Linked DNA regions of Homo sapiens: regions 1, 2 and 3 are each linked to region 4. Evidence: chromatin contacts called from ENCODE Hi-C or POLR2A ChIA-PET data. All regions are on one chromosome and are shown on one strand. The core of a region is the stretch at or near the end of the contact, and the rest is flanking DNA. Distances in the headings are between cores, read along the strand shown.

Region 1 (3,268 bases), core at 476-2,975, 240 kb after region 4:
TGAATCACCTTCCTTGTCCCGTGAATCAGCACAGCCTGCCACGGCAAAGTTTTATCAGCCCACTCCTGGAAATGATCAGTGAAGGTCCCATCATGGGCTGCTCATAGTCCTGTGGACCAGGTGCTAAACTTACCTACCAGAGATTAACATTCCAGATGAACGGGGCTGAAATTTAATCCTGGATGGAATATGTTATAACACTCAAGAAATACGAACATGAAATTCTTATTCTCTAGAAATTACAAAACGTAAGTAAAATGAAGAAATTTTAAGTCACCATAATTGTACGGAACAGTCAAATATTGTTAGTATATTCTCCAGAATTTTTCAAATGCATGAGCATATTTATTTTCTGAAAGAAAACAGCCTATTTTGCATTTATCATGCCATGAACTTATTATACATCATCATACCTATTTTCTAAGATCAACATGTTTTATAATATATTCATGATTATGGTACAAAGATAGTAAAATTAAGTATAAATTGGGAATATTTTTCAAGTAAAAACATGGCATTCTCTACCTATGAACACAAACAATATTAATTCAAACTAAATGTCTTGTTTAACCAATCACAATTTTCCAAAAGATGTTTATGATTTCTTCCAATAACAAGACCATAAAATATATACTATCCTGCAGATCATTTTTTTGTCCTCTGACAAAGTTTTCTTTTTTATAAAACAATTGTAGCATATTCTTTTAAATTGATATATACTCTTACAGTTCAGCAGATGTTCCATAATTTACCAAAGTATTCATCTCTCATTGTAATTCCCTTTTTTTGTAAATTACAAAAGTTGTGGTTAATATTAAGACAGATTTGCCTAGATAGCTTTTAGAATTGCTGTGTCAAAGAAAACGAAAAAATTAAATTGGCTCTAGGTTGCCTTCCAAAAATACAATATTTACTTAAATCTTCTACAGTTACAACGCCAACATCTGCAAAAATAGAACTAATATTTTTTAAGTGTGACTTTTTAAAAAATCTGGAAACATTGCAAAGTAGGATGATCGCATTCTAATAATTTCATATTCTTAAGTGCCCCACTGTCATCTTCCTTTACTTCTGGAAGGAAACATGTAGATATTAACACAGTTGCACCTTCACCTCCTCATCCCCTTCCCCACTGGCAGTGGTTTTAATAGCAAGCCCCATGTGGGTATTAGCATTTAATGGAGCATCACTCCTGTTCTCGGCTTCGTCCATTCAGTCAGAGTCTAATCTAACCCACAAAAGCCTTACCCAGCCCAGAACCCCCGCCCTATCCCCAAATCTAACACTTTCAGTGACCACTGGTTTTGGCAACTCTGTGACCGCTTCCTGGCCAGCACCGTGACTTCTTCAAACCTTGTTTATTTTTCCAAATTGTCCTGGATATGAGCATCTTCTCTGCCGTACGGCTGCTGCCTTCCTCTAAGATGGCCGTGCCCATGGTGCTCCAGCTAAGGCTCCACTCTCAGCTATAATGGGCACAAAGGGCGCCGCCATCTTTTTTCCACAGCAGGCTGAATAGAATGCCACTGCGCCGTGTTGGCCTTGGCTGGGCACCCGACTCTTGAGTGTCCCTTGCAACGAAGAGAGAAAGGCACTGAGGTGACTAAGAGTGATTCCCACAGCCATTATGGCCGCTCCTGTCAGAAACGCTGCGATGGGCGCAGCCCTGTGACCTCATAGAGCGGCGCCCGCAGTCTGAACTCGCGATCCCGGGCAGGCTCCGTGGTCCTCGCCTCGCTTCACGGTCTTTACCGCTCAGCTTCCCGGAGTCCGCGCAGGAGCGCGTCTGAATAGGAAGCGTTTTCGGACGTGGATGCGGCGTTTTGTCGCTGCCAGTGGTGTCTGGAGAGGTTCGGGCTCGGGTGAGTCGAGTTCTGGGCATGGACTCGCGGCCTGTGGGTCTGTGTACCGATGGTGCGTGGAGCGTCCTGATTGGGGCTGTATTTGAACGCAGTCGCTGAGGAAGCGGGGCGTTAATGACGGGTCCTTTGGCTGTAGGGATGAAGAGTCTGAGGAAATCAGCGACGAGTCCGACTCTGTCTGGGTCTGGGGCCCTTGTGAGTCACCCTTTACGGGTGTTGGGCTGGGGGACGGTCAGGTCTTTCCCTTCCCATGAGGCCCTATCTCAGGCTATCACATGGGATATTATCTTTCCTGAAGAATATAACATGTGCTCTTGAAAAAAATGTTTATTTTACTGCTGTTGAGTGCAGTGTTAAATGTTCGTTAAGTCTAGTTGGTTGATAATGTTGTTCAAGTTTTCGGTATCCTTGCTGAGTTTCTATTTGTTTTCTTTATTATTGCAAGTAGGGTAATGTAGTCTTCAATTATTATTGTTGAATTGTCTAATCCTCTCTCATTCTGTTTTGCTTCATACGTTTTTAAATTATCATATTCTTATATATACACCCTTATATTATTATTGCCAGCCATTGTAACCATTGTTGCCACTCACCTAGGCCTTGGTGTCCAGAGTTTTATTGGATATCAGTTAACACACACACACACAATTGACTGCCTATGAGGCTGACTTCAATCTCCAGCTCCTCCAGATATCAAACTAATACCACGTGGTCCAAGGTCTCCCACAGTAAATCACATTATTAGGATAGACAATTTGGCATGGCTTAAATTGCCCTGATAACCAAAGACAGTTTTATCAAGCAGCGTATTCCAAAGGCTTAGAGTTTGCCTCATAGGAACTGTGGGCAAAGGACAAAGCTCTCTTGGGTAAAGTTACTCCTTTAGCGCATAATGTGAAATGAGACAGTTCTTGTGATTTGCTTAGTACATTGGTCTTGACACGAGGTATGTATACCCAAAGAGCTTACAGAGACTTTCGAACCAGTACATGGGCACACGTGGTTTTTAAAGACATTCTTGGAGCCTTCCATGTGTTCTCTTTCCTAAAATTGATCTGTCTGAGAATTCACCTTGAAGGGGGCCACCCCTCCACAACCTGTGGGTGTTTCTTGTCAGGTGGGATGAGAGACTGAGAAAAGAAATAAGAGACAAAGTATAGAGAAAGAAAAGTGGGCCCAGGAGACCAGCACTCAGCATACGGAGGACCCACGCTGGCACTGGTCTCTGAGTTCCCTCAGTATTTATTGATCACTATCTCTACCACCTCGGAGAGGGGGATGTGGCAGGACAATAAGGTAATAGTGGGGAGAGGGTCAGCAGGAAAACATGTGAACAAAGGTCTCTGTGTCATAAATAAGTTTAAGGAAACGTGCTGTGCCTTGATGTGCACGCACACAAACATTTC
Region 2 (3,024 bases), core at 327-2,826, 170 kb after region 4:
CTTCTACTTTGTTACTCTGAATTTGATGTTTGTACTTAGCACGTGTAAGTAAGTGCATGAAGTATGTTTCTTTGTGTGTGTTGGGAACGGGTGCTCAGTGTCGCAAAAATCAACACTGAGACAAAGGATCTCTCAGCAAGGCTAGTTTACTTTCTGCAGAAAGGGTGCTGCTCACTAGCAGTCTTGCCACGAGAGTACACATGAACAAAAGAGAAGGGTCATTTATAACCTGACGCATCTGGCCGGGCGCGGTGGCTCATGCCTGTAATCCCAGCACTTTGGGAGGCCGAGGTGGGCGGATCACGAGGTCAGGAGATCGAGACCATCCTGGCTAACGCAGTGAAACCCCGTCTCTACTAAAAATACAAAAAATTAGCTGGGCGCAGTGGCAGGTGCCTCTAGTCCCAGCTACTCGGGAGGCTGAGGCAGGAGAATGGCGTGAACCCAGGAGGCAGAGCTTGCAGTGAGCCGAGATAGCGCCACTGCACTCCGGCCTGGGCGAAAGAACGAGACTCCGTCTCAAAAAAAATAATAATAATAATAACCTGACGCGTCCACCCTACTGCTGTGTCTGGTTTCCATTGGCTGGAATCGGACCCAATTCTGTGCTTGACCTGATTGGCTAGCACCTTAGAACTTCCCAAAAGAGGCAAAGGCAGAGGAGAACAAAGGAAGAGAGGAAGTAACTTGTGGAAGGCTGAGAGAGGCAAAAACACTTCCAAATAAGGAAGAGGAATAGGCTGTGACCTAATGCTTGCTTGGAACAATTCAGGCATGCCAGGGCAAATATCTAGGCTAAAATGTGGGAGCTAAGAACACAGAGTATATTGATTTATCTATTATGGCTAGCAGATATTTAAGAATATTAGCACAGGTCTTTGAGTAAATTTTGCTTCTAAGAGAGGTTACTATCTATTCTCAATTAGACTGGGAGGAAAGTCCCTTTGAAGAGGAACCTCTACTTATTTCATTTTCTACACTGTGTCTAGCACATTTCGCTTGGCATAATGTCTTCTGGGTTCCTGGATCCAGTCACTGCTCCACATCCAATCCCCACCGAGATCCCAGTTCCCTGACTACTGAGTAGCTTCAGCTTTTCTGGTAAGACTGGATGGAGTCCACCAGGCTCGGAAAAATCGGTTTTGACTTAAATCAGTTCAACTTGTTAAGAATAAATCATCTTAGTTTCCAGTATAAGTGGACCACAACTTTAAGATTCAACCTTAAATTCTGAAACATTAATTTAAAATGGGCAAGGAGCAACGCTGCTTCACAGGACAAGAAATAGTCACAAATACTCCCAAACCTGGAAAACAAAATCCTGCTGGGTGAGAGGCGGAGTGGAGAACAGGCCCCGCCTCGGCCCCGCCCACCCCTGGAGGCCCCGCTTCATCCCAGTTTTCGGTCCAGCCAAGCCCCACCTAGTCACGCCCCCTACCGCCCTGGGCCTCCCACCACCCTTTCGGGCCACTCCCAAGTCAGGCCAGTCTTTCCGCCCAGCCCTTTCCTAGTCGCGCCCCGCCTAGGCCCCGCCCCCAGGCCGCCCAGTTTTTCTTTCCGCGCCCAGTTTCCTGCACACCCGGAAGCAGATCGCGCTGGGGAAAGGCCACGTCGCTATGAGTGTGTTTCAGTCTACCTGGATTAAACGTTTGCTTCTCTTCGTCTACCTTGATTAAACGTGCACTTCGCAGTCCTCGGTTCTCCATACCCGTGACCTGGGGATCGCTACGGACCTTAAAATACCCGCAACAGCCCCTTCGTCCCAAGTAAGTAGGAGAATTGCTTCCCTTTCGGTTTAAAATCTCTCTGAGGCCGTTCCTTGCTCTCTGCCTTTCTTCCTTAGGACCATGTAGACAACCCCATTCAGGTAGTGTTCCCGCTTAAAACCCTCTGCTTGGGCCCCGCGCCAAGTCGAGTCCTCATTCGGGATGTGGACTAGCGCCCTTCGCGATCCCCGAGCTCCTCCGTCGTCTGCCCCTGGAGGGGAGCGCCCACTGTCCGGCTCCTGAAGGAGCCGCTTCTCCTCCCACGTCCTGGGATTCTGCAGACCCTCCCTGTCGTGAGACATCGTTCTCCGCGCCACCTCGTGTCGTCCTCACGCCGGGTCCTTCCGCTCCCCAGGCTTCCCCTTCACAGCCACTGCTTTTCTTGACTCCCCGTTGGGACAGGTTACCTGAGTCTGTCTTGTGACACCCAGTGTTCTTCCTTCCCAAATTTTACTCCACTGGAAAATGTGCTCTTCCGGGAGGTGGGCATCCTATTCCTCCCCTTTCCTCCCGAATGTGTGGGTGAGAGGGATCAGGAGAGGAAAAGACGGGGAACGACGGAGCAAAAGGAAAAACTGAGGAGAAAAGAATGAGGGAGACCCATAAATACACGGCAAAATGGATGATACTTTAGGGACTTGCAAAGAGAGCAAGAGTGAAAGAGAACGGATGGAAAAAGTAGCAGGGGGAGAAAAGCACACAGAGAAATTTAGAAAAAAAGGGGACCTTCAGAGAGATGAAGGGCAGCAAAATAGAGTGGGGCGGCAAAGGAGGAGGCACTGCAGACAGACAGACAGTGGGGAGAAGGTGAAAGAGTTGGAGCCGCGGCTGACAGAGCTACGTGGTGCTGGGACTGAAAGAGAGGGAGAGAGGGCAGTGGGTGACAAGCAGAGTAGAGGGAGAACCACAGCAGGGAGTAAGCCTAGGAAATTGGGGGTGCTAGAGAGTGGGAACAAAGGAGATGTAACAGGGAAGAGGGAATTTAACAAGGAGAGCAGAGAGGGAGCTTAGATGGGGGAAAAGAGGCAGAAATACGTGGAGATTGGGGACAATCGGAAAGATTGGGGAGAAAGAGCTACGAGAGGTGAAGTAAGTTGCAGAGCATTGGGCAGAACAGACATAAAAGAGGGAATAAAGAAAGGGGTGCAAAACAGAAAAGGAGAAAAAAAAGACGCTCAGAATGAGAGAGGGAAACACATAGCCGTGAAGAAAGCGGGAGAGGACCCCATCCAGATGCGTGACAGTTGATTGGATATGG
Region 3 (3,010 bases), core at 463-2,962, 180 kb before region 4:
TCACACCATTGCAATCCAGCCTGGACAACAAGAGCAAAACTCCATCTCAAAAAAAAAAAAAAAAAAAAAAAGATAGAAAGGCAGTAGACGTGGACAGAGAGGAAAAGTGGTTGGAGGACTAAGCTGTGGGTCATTCCCACATTCAGAAAACAGTGAGTCAGGACACATCAGCAGAGAAAAACGGTAAGAGATGAAGATGACATCAAGAAAATTAAAACAAAGAGCAGGGACAGATCCTTCCCAGTCAATACTGAGTAGAAAGCACGGGGCTTGAGACAGGTAAGTGAGCCTGTTACAAATATCTTCCCTTCACTGAGACAGGAAAAAACCAAACTGTTTTCATTGCTCTCGTGCTCAACACAGGATACTTTACTTCTGGTCAAGAAAATGTGTGGTTTCCCTACACTGACCAGTTCCTTGCAGACTTCCACCTGGGAATCCTAAAATTTAACTCAATTCTTACACTATCTACAAGGAGATAGTGTCAGATCCCATGGGTGAAAAGCTCAGTCCCACAAGACTACCCTTCACCTTAGAAGCTGTACACAAGTAGTAGTTTTCACCTCTACTTCTGACTGACCAGATAAACACCACGGTTCCCAAATCCTCTCCTGCATTCAACTAATTTTCTAGAACTGCTATTCCATCTGTCTATCTGCAACCTTTGTAATATCCTTTAAAACAAATGAGTAAACCCAACTAAAACGTTTCTGAGTTCTGTGAGCTACTCTGGCAAATTAATAAATACTGAAGACTGGGTCATGGGAATCCTCAATTTATATCCAGTAGCTTAGAAGTTCAGGTTCCAATCTGGGACTTGTAACCGACATCTGAAGTGGAGAAGTCTTGTGGACTGAGCCTTTAATCTGTGGGATCCGATGCTTACACCAGGTACAGCTGTCAGAAGTGAGGTAAATTATGGGACACCGAGTTGATGTCTGATAGAGAACTGCTTGTTAGTGGGGAGAAATCCCCACACATTCGGTGACCACAAGTGAAGTATTCTGGGTTCAGTGTTTACTACCGTGTTGAGTTTCAGAGGAGGAAAGAATAAATCAATCGTTTTTCCTCTGGAAGAGCACATTTTCCAGCGGGTGCAATTTGGAACGGAAAAACACTGAGTGTCAAAAGCCAGGCCCCGTCACCTCCCTCAATGCGGGGTAAGGAATGTGGGTTGTGAAGGGGAAACCTGGGGAACACAAGGGCCCAGCCCAAGGAGGACAAGGTTGGGGGTGGATTAGGAGAGGGGTGGGGTTTCCAAAATCCCAGGGCCGGGCAGAGGACACGGCGCTGATGCATCGAGACTGCGGGACCGAGCTCCAAGAGGCCAGAAGGGCGAGGCTTGGAGGACCCACTGGGCGTGAATACACCTCATGGGTGAGGGCTTTTACATGACGCGGGACCGAAGGAGTGGTCAGTAAAGGGTTTTAAGCAGGTAAACGGGACGAAAAGCGTCTACGTGGCCCGAAGGCAGAGAGCTCAGGGAAAGGACCAGCAGCCTCCAAGCGATTTTAACCTCCGAATTTCTTGGCGACGTATTAATATACCTAGGATGGAGGGAACGGCGGGAGGATTTTAAGATCCGTAAGAACCCCTCCGCCAACACCAGGTACAGAAGCGCTGGAAGCGGATCTAATCTAGACAAAGGGAAACTCACCCGCTGCTCCAAGACCGGCTCCCCACGCGATCGGCTTCCGGGTCTTCAGGAAACTGCGCTTGCGAGTTCACGCCCCATGATTCACTTCCGGGTTTCCAGGAAACCGCGCGCAGCTGAGGCCAGGGATGGGCGAGACCCGAGAGAAGAGAGGGTGGGGCGGTGAGGGGCGGGGTCTGCGCTGCCTTCGGCCTGTCTCTGGGCGCGTCTGTTCTCCAGGTTTTTGAGGAAAGACCCTATCGGTGACCAGCAGCCAAGCAGTCTGGGACCTGGGATCTCTATGAGAGGGTCAAAGTAGGGGACAGTGATTGGACCTAAGATAGTTCCTGCAATTAAAGTTAATTTTAGTATTTTAATTTAAAAGCCCTGGAATTGTCTGGGAGAGGAAGCGAACTAGAATATGAAATGCAAAGCCCTGCCTGGGCGGAACATGCAATTTGATGCTGTCGTCCCACAGAACAGAGTAGAAATCCTCTCCTTTTCTATTCCCCCTACACTCTGGAGGGTGAGGATCAACCCTGTGCTCAGCTCCTGACAATTTCCCAGGGACAACGCCTTGGGCATGGAGGGTTAACGCCAGGGATAAGTTAGGTCACCAAATGTTGCTTTTAAAAAGGAAAGCTAAAACTTTTAGATGATAGATATAAATGACTCTTAAACTTTTAAACAATAGATATAAATAGCTCTCCCTTATACCTGTTACTCTATTCCAAACTTCAGATGAATTAACCTCAAACGTCTCTGCGATAAACTTTATTGACATCATAATGTCAATAATTTCGATACGTAGAGTGAATTTCAAATTTACACGCACTCTGAATGTAAATAGAAAAGACGATTTTTGGCTGGGTGTGTTGGCTCATGTTTCTAATCCTAGCACTTTGGGAGGCTGAGATGGGAGGATCACTTGAGGCTAAATGTTCAAGACTAGCCTGGGCAACAGAGTGAGTCCCAGTCTCTCTTATAAAACACACAGGGCCAGGCACGTTGGCTCACGCCTGTAATCCCAGCACTTTGCGAGGCCGAGGCGGGCGGATCACCTGAGGTTGGGAGTTGGAGACCAGCCTGACCAACATGGAGAAATCCTGTGTCTTCTAAAAATACAAAATTAGCCGGGCGTGGTGGCGCATGCCTGTAATCCCAGTTACTCGGGAGGCTGAGGCAGGAGAATTGCTTGAACCCAGGAGTTGGAAGGTGCGGTGAGCAGAGATCGGGCCATTGCCATCCAGCCTGGGCAACAAGAGTGAAATTCCGTCTCCAAAAAAACAAAACAAAAAAAAGAAAACACACACACGCACAAAACAAAAACAAACTTTTTTTTTTAAGTTGCTGAAGGGGTATCATTTCTTGAGTTAA
Region 4 (2,890 bases), core at 110-2,609:
AGGCGAGCTGGCGGGCGCCTGTAGTCCCAGCTACTCGGGTGGCTGAGGCAGGAGAATCGCTTGAACTCAGGAGGCTAAGGTTGCAGTGAGCCGAGATTTTGAGCCCCTCTCCTCTCCCGCAGTTTCTCCCCTTCTTCCCTCTATTCCTTCTTTTCCACTTCATCTGCTCCATCTTGCAATTTTTTTCCTCTTGTTGCTCTTTCTCTCCAATCTTTTGATTGTCTCCAATCTCCATATATTTCTGCCTCTTTCTTCTCCCATCTGTGCTCCTCCTGTTAAATTCCCTCTTCTCTGTCACGCCCCCTTGTCCCTACTGTCTGGCAACCCCAGATCTCTGGGGTGGTTCTCCCTTTGCCCTCCTTGTCACCGGCTGCCCCCTCTTGCTGTGCCAGCACCACGCTGCTCGGTCTGCCCTGGCTCCAAATCCCTCCTCCTCTCCCCAACTTTGTCTGAGGAGCCTCCCGCTTTGCTGCCCCTCTCCCTACCTTGCTGTCCTTCATCTGTCTAGAAATAGAACTTTTCTCTACATTTCTCGAGTTGCTTTTCTCTCCCTGCTACTTCCTGGGGTGCTTCTTTCACTTTGCAAATCTCTCACCCTCCCTCTGCGTTGCCGTCTTGTTATGGATCTTCCTCATTATTTTCTCTCTAAATTTTTCTGTTTCCTCTACCTCGCTCTCCATCTCTCTTTCACTTCACATTCACAGGGAGGGGACTGGAATAAAATACCCACCTCCTCAAGAGCACAGTTTCCAATGGGAGGAATTTGGGACGGAAGAACACTGGGTGCCCTGAGATAGGTCCCGGCCACCTCCCCCAACACAGGATCCGGAGAAGCCGTGACTGCGAAAAGGCCTGGGGACAGAAGGGAACGGCCCAAGGAGGACTACGGCGGCAGGCAGATCAGGGGTGGGGTCTGCAGAATCCCCAGACCAGGCAGAGGACGCGGCCCCTCCCGAATGGCGGCTGCGGCGCTGCGCCCCAGGGGCCGACAAGGACGAGGCTTGGGACCCGGAGGGCGTGGATCCGCCTCGCAGGCGGGGACTTTACGTGGCGCGGGGCTGGCGGAGGGGTCACTGAAGGGTTTTAAGCAGGAAAACGGCGCGAAAGCAGCTGCCTACGCAGCCCTACGGCAGAACGACCGGAGACAGAACCAGCCCTAGGGCGATTTTAACACTCTGACGGGACGCATGAATTTACTCGGGGTGGAGAGAGCGGTGCGGGGATTTCAAGGTCTGTACCGCCCCCCACATCCCGGGTACAGAAGCGTGAGGGCACCGCTAAGCGAACACTTAATCTAAACAAAGGAAAACTCACGCGCCGCAGTTGCGCCATATCTCCACGCCATCCACTTCCGGGTCTGCAGGCGGCTGCGCGCGAACGGAGAGGCCGGGCCGGGGCGTGGCCAGCGACGTGGCGGGCGGGGCCTGAATACTTATTGGACGGGGCCTGCACTTCCCTCCTCCTATCTCTGGGCGTGTCTCGGTTTTCCGCGTTTTGCAAGCCACACTTGCCAGTCAGGCTGGAGCCGCTCCACGGTTTGTGACCTGGGATCTCACTAGGAGGGTCAACGTCTGTTGTTTGGATCCAGGAAAGTTCCCACAATTAAAATTAAGGAATTCAATTAAAATTTAGAAATTTAATTGAAAATCCCTTAAATTGTCTGTGAAAGGAATGCAAACTAAAATACAATATGCAAACTCAACCTGTGCAGAATGTGTAATTTCACGCTGACGCCCCACAGAATAGCATAGAAATCCTCTCCATTTCTATTCCCCATTCACTCTGGAGTAGAGAGTTCCAAAGAGTTTCCTGGGCCACATCTGGGGCGTGGAGTGCTAAGGCCGGTGAGAAGTCAGGTCACCAGCTATTGCTTTTAAAAAAGCAATAGAGGCCGGGCACGGTTGCTCACGCCTGTAATCCCAGCACTTTGGGAGGCCGAGGCGGTCGTATCACTGGAGGTCAGGAGTTCGACACCAGCCTGACCAAAATGGAGAAACCCCGTCTCTACTAAAAATACAAAAATTAGCCGGGCGTGATGGCACACGCCTATAATCCCAGCTACTTGGGAGGCTGAGGCTTAGGTCAATATTTTCTAAAAATACTGTAATTTCAGATTCACTTTAGGTGCATTCTGAAAGTAATAAGTAAACATACTTTTTATTTTAAAAATTATAATCTCTTAAATCTTGTTTGTTTTCTCTTCTTCAATGTACTGGCCCCTGTAGATAACAAAGCCCTTAAAATAGTCTTCAGAAGACAATTGTATTTATTGATCTAAAGAATAACTCTGCAGTAATTCTAAGTGTATTTGGTAGGCCGATTATTCTTTTATAGAACCCTGATAGAAGTAAAACTAGATTATCAAATTTTAAATAGCCTTACGTCTGCCGGCAATAATTTTATGGCAATATTTTTGAATTAACAGGTACTAATAAGTATGCTTTTCTCTGATATCTCACCCCCCCAACTTTTTTTTTCTTAAGACAGAGTCTAACTCTGTCATCCAAGCTGGAGTGCAATGGCACGATCTCAGCTCACTGCAACCTCCACCTCCTGGGTTCAAGCAATTCTCCTGCCTCAGGCTCTCGAGTAGCTGGGATTACAGGCGCGTGCCACCACGCCTGGCTAATTTTTGGATTTTTAGTAGAGATGGGGTTTTGCCATGTTGGCCAGGGTGGTCTCAAACTCCTGACCTCAGGTGATCATCTGCCCACCTTGGCCTGCAGAGTGCTGGGATTACAGGCGTGAGCCACCGCACCCGGCCTTATATCCCTATTTTTGGATCCCTTCATCCATCTTGAAGTATGATCATGTTTAGATATGAAAATGAACATATTTAAAATATTAGCAGGTTAAAATGAGGATATAGTGATATGTCACAAAGATGGAT

Evidence for each region. Hi-C counts contacts between places; a loop is a spot of excess contacts on that map. ChIA-PET counts read pairs that join two places held with the same protein, here RNA polymerase II (POLR2A). Pooled maps may share reads with other maps.
Region 1: a loop to region 4 is called in a pooled map, with 6 times the contacts of the local background. The contact joins the promoter of ZNF614 here to the promoter of ZNF766 in region 4. A Hi-C loop is called at or near these places in 1 of 37 single-sample maps with no recorded cell type and 9 of 50 pooled maps. POLR2A ChIA-PET finds 5 or more read pairs at or near these places in 1 of 52 experiments (activated B cell).
Region 2: a loop to region 4 is called in a map of CD4-positive, alpha-beta memory T cell, with 14 times the contacts of the local background. The contact joins the promoter of ZNF841 here to the promoter of ZNF766 in region 4. A Hi-C loop is called at or near these places in 1 of 168 maps with a recorded cell type or tissue (CD4-positive, alpha-beta memory T cell), 3 of 37 single-sample maps with no recorded cell type and 13 of 50 pooled maps. POLR2A ChIA-PET finds 5 or more read pairs at or near these places in 4 of 52 experiments (HepG2, WTC11, activated T-cell and 1 more).
Region 3: a map of naive thymus-derived CD4-positive, alpha-beta T cell shows a loop between it and region 4 (18-fold over the local background). The contact joins the promoter of ZNF578 here to the promoter of ZNF766 in region 4. A Hi-C loop is called at or near these places in 1 of 168 maps with a recorded cell type or tissue (naive thymus-derived CD4-positive, alpha-beta T cell) and 4 of 50 pooled maps. POLR2A ChIA-PET finds 5 or more read pairs at or near these places in 1 of 52 experiments (naive thymus-derived CD4-positive, alpha-beta T cell).

Annotation. Positions count from the first base shown.
Region 1 is chr19:52,026,836-52,030,103 of GRCh38, reverse strand. ZNF614 (zinc finger protein 614) reads left to right here and starts at 1,725. Exons shown (of 5, transcript NM_025040.4): 1 at 1,725-1,862. LOC112268244 (a long non-coding RNA gene) reads right to left here. Exons shown (of 2, transcript XR_002958414.2): 2 at 324-2,992. RefSeq lists enhancers at 1,238-1,997, 2,468-3,238.
Region 2 is chr19:52,094,317-52,097,340 of GRCh38, reverse strand. ZNF841 (zinc finger protein 841) reads left to right here and starts at 1,576. Exons shown (of 7, transcript NM_001136499.2): 1 at 1,576-1,766.
Region 3 is chr19:52,452,255-52,455,264 of GRCh38, reverse strand. ZNF578 (zinc finger protein 578) reads right to left here and starts at 1,712. Exons shown (of 6, transcript NM_001099694.2): 1 at 1,658-1,712. It also overlaps a transcript of ZNF534 not described here and the pseudogene LOC441862. RefSeq lists an enhancer at 1,071-2,270.
Region 4 is chr19:52,268,056-52,270,945 of GRCh38, reverse strand. ZNF766 (zinc finger protein 766) reads right to left here and starts at 1,359. Exons shown (of 4, transcript NM_001010851.3): 1 at 1,315-1,359. The coding sequence starts at 1,332. It overlaps LOC124904763 (a long non-coding RNA gene), which reads left to right. Exons shown (of 4, transcript XR_007067331.1): 4 at 705-1,702. RefSeq lists enhancers at 353-422, 856-1,150, 1,073-1,618 and a silencer at 1,333-1,562.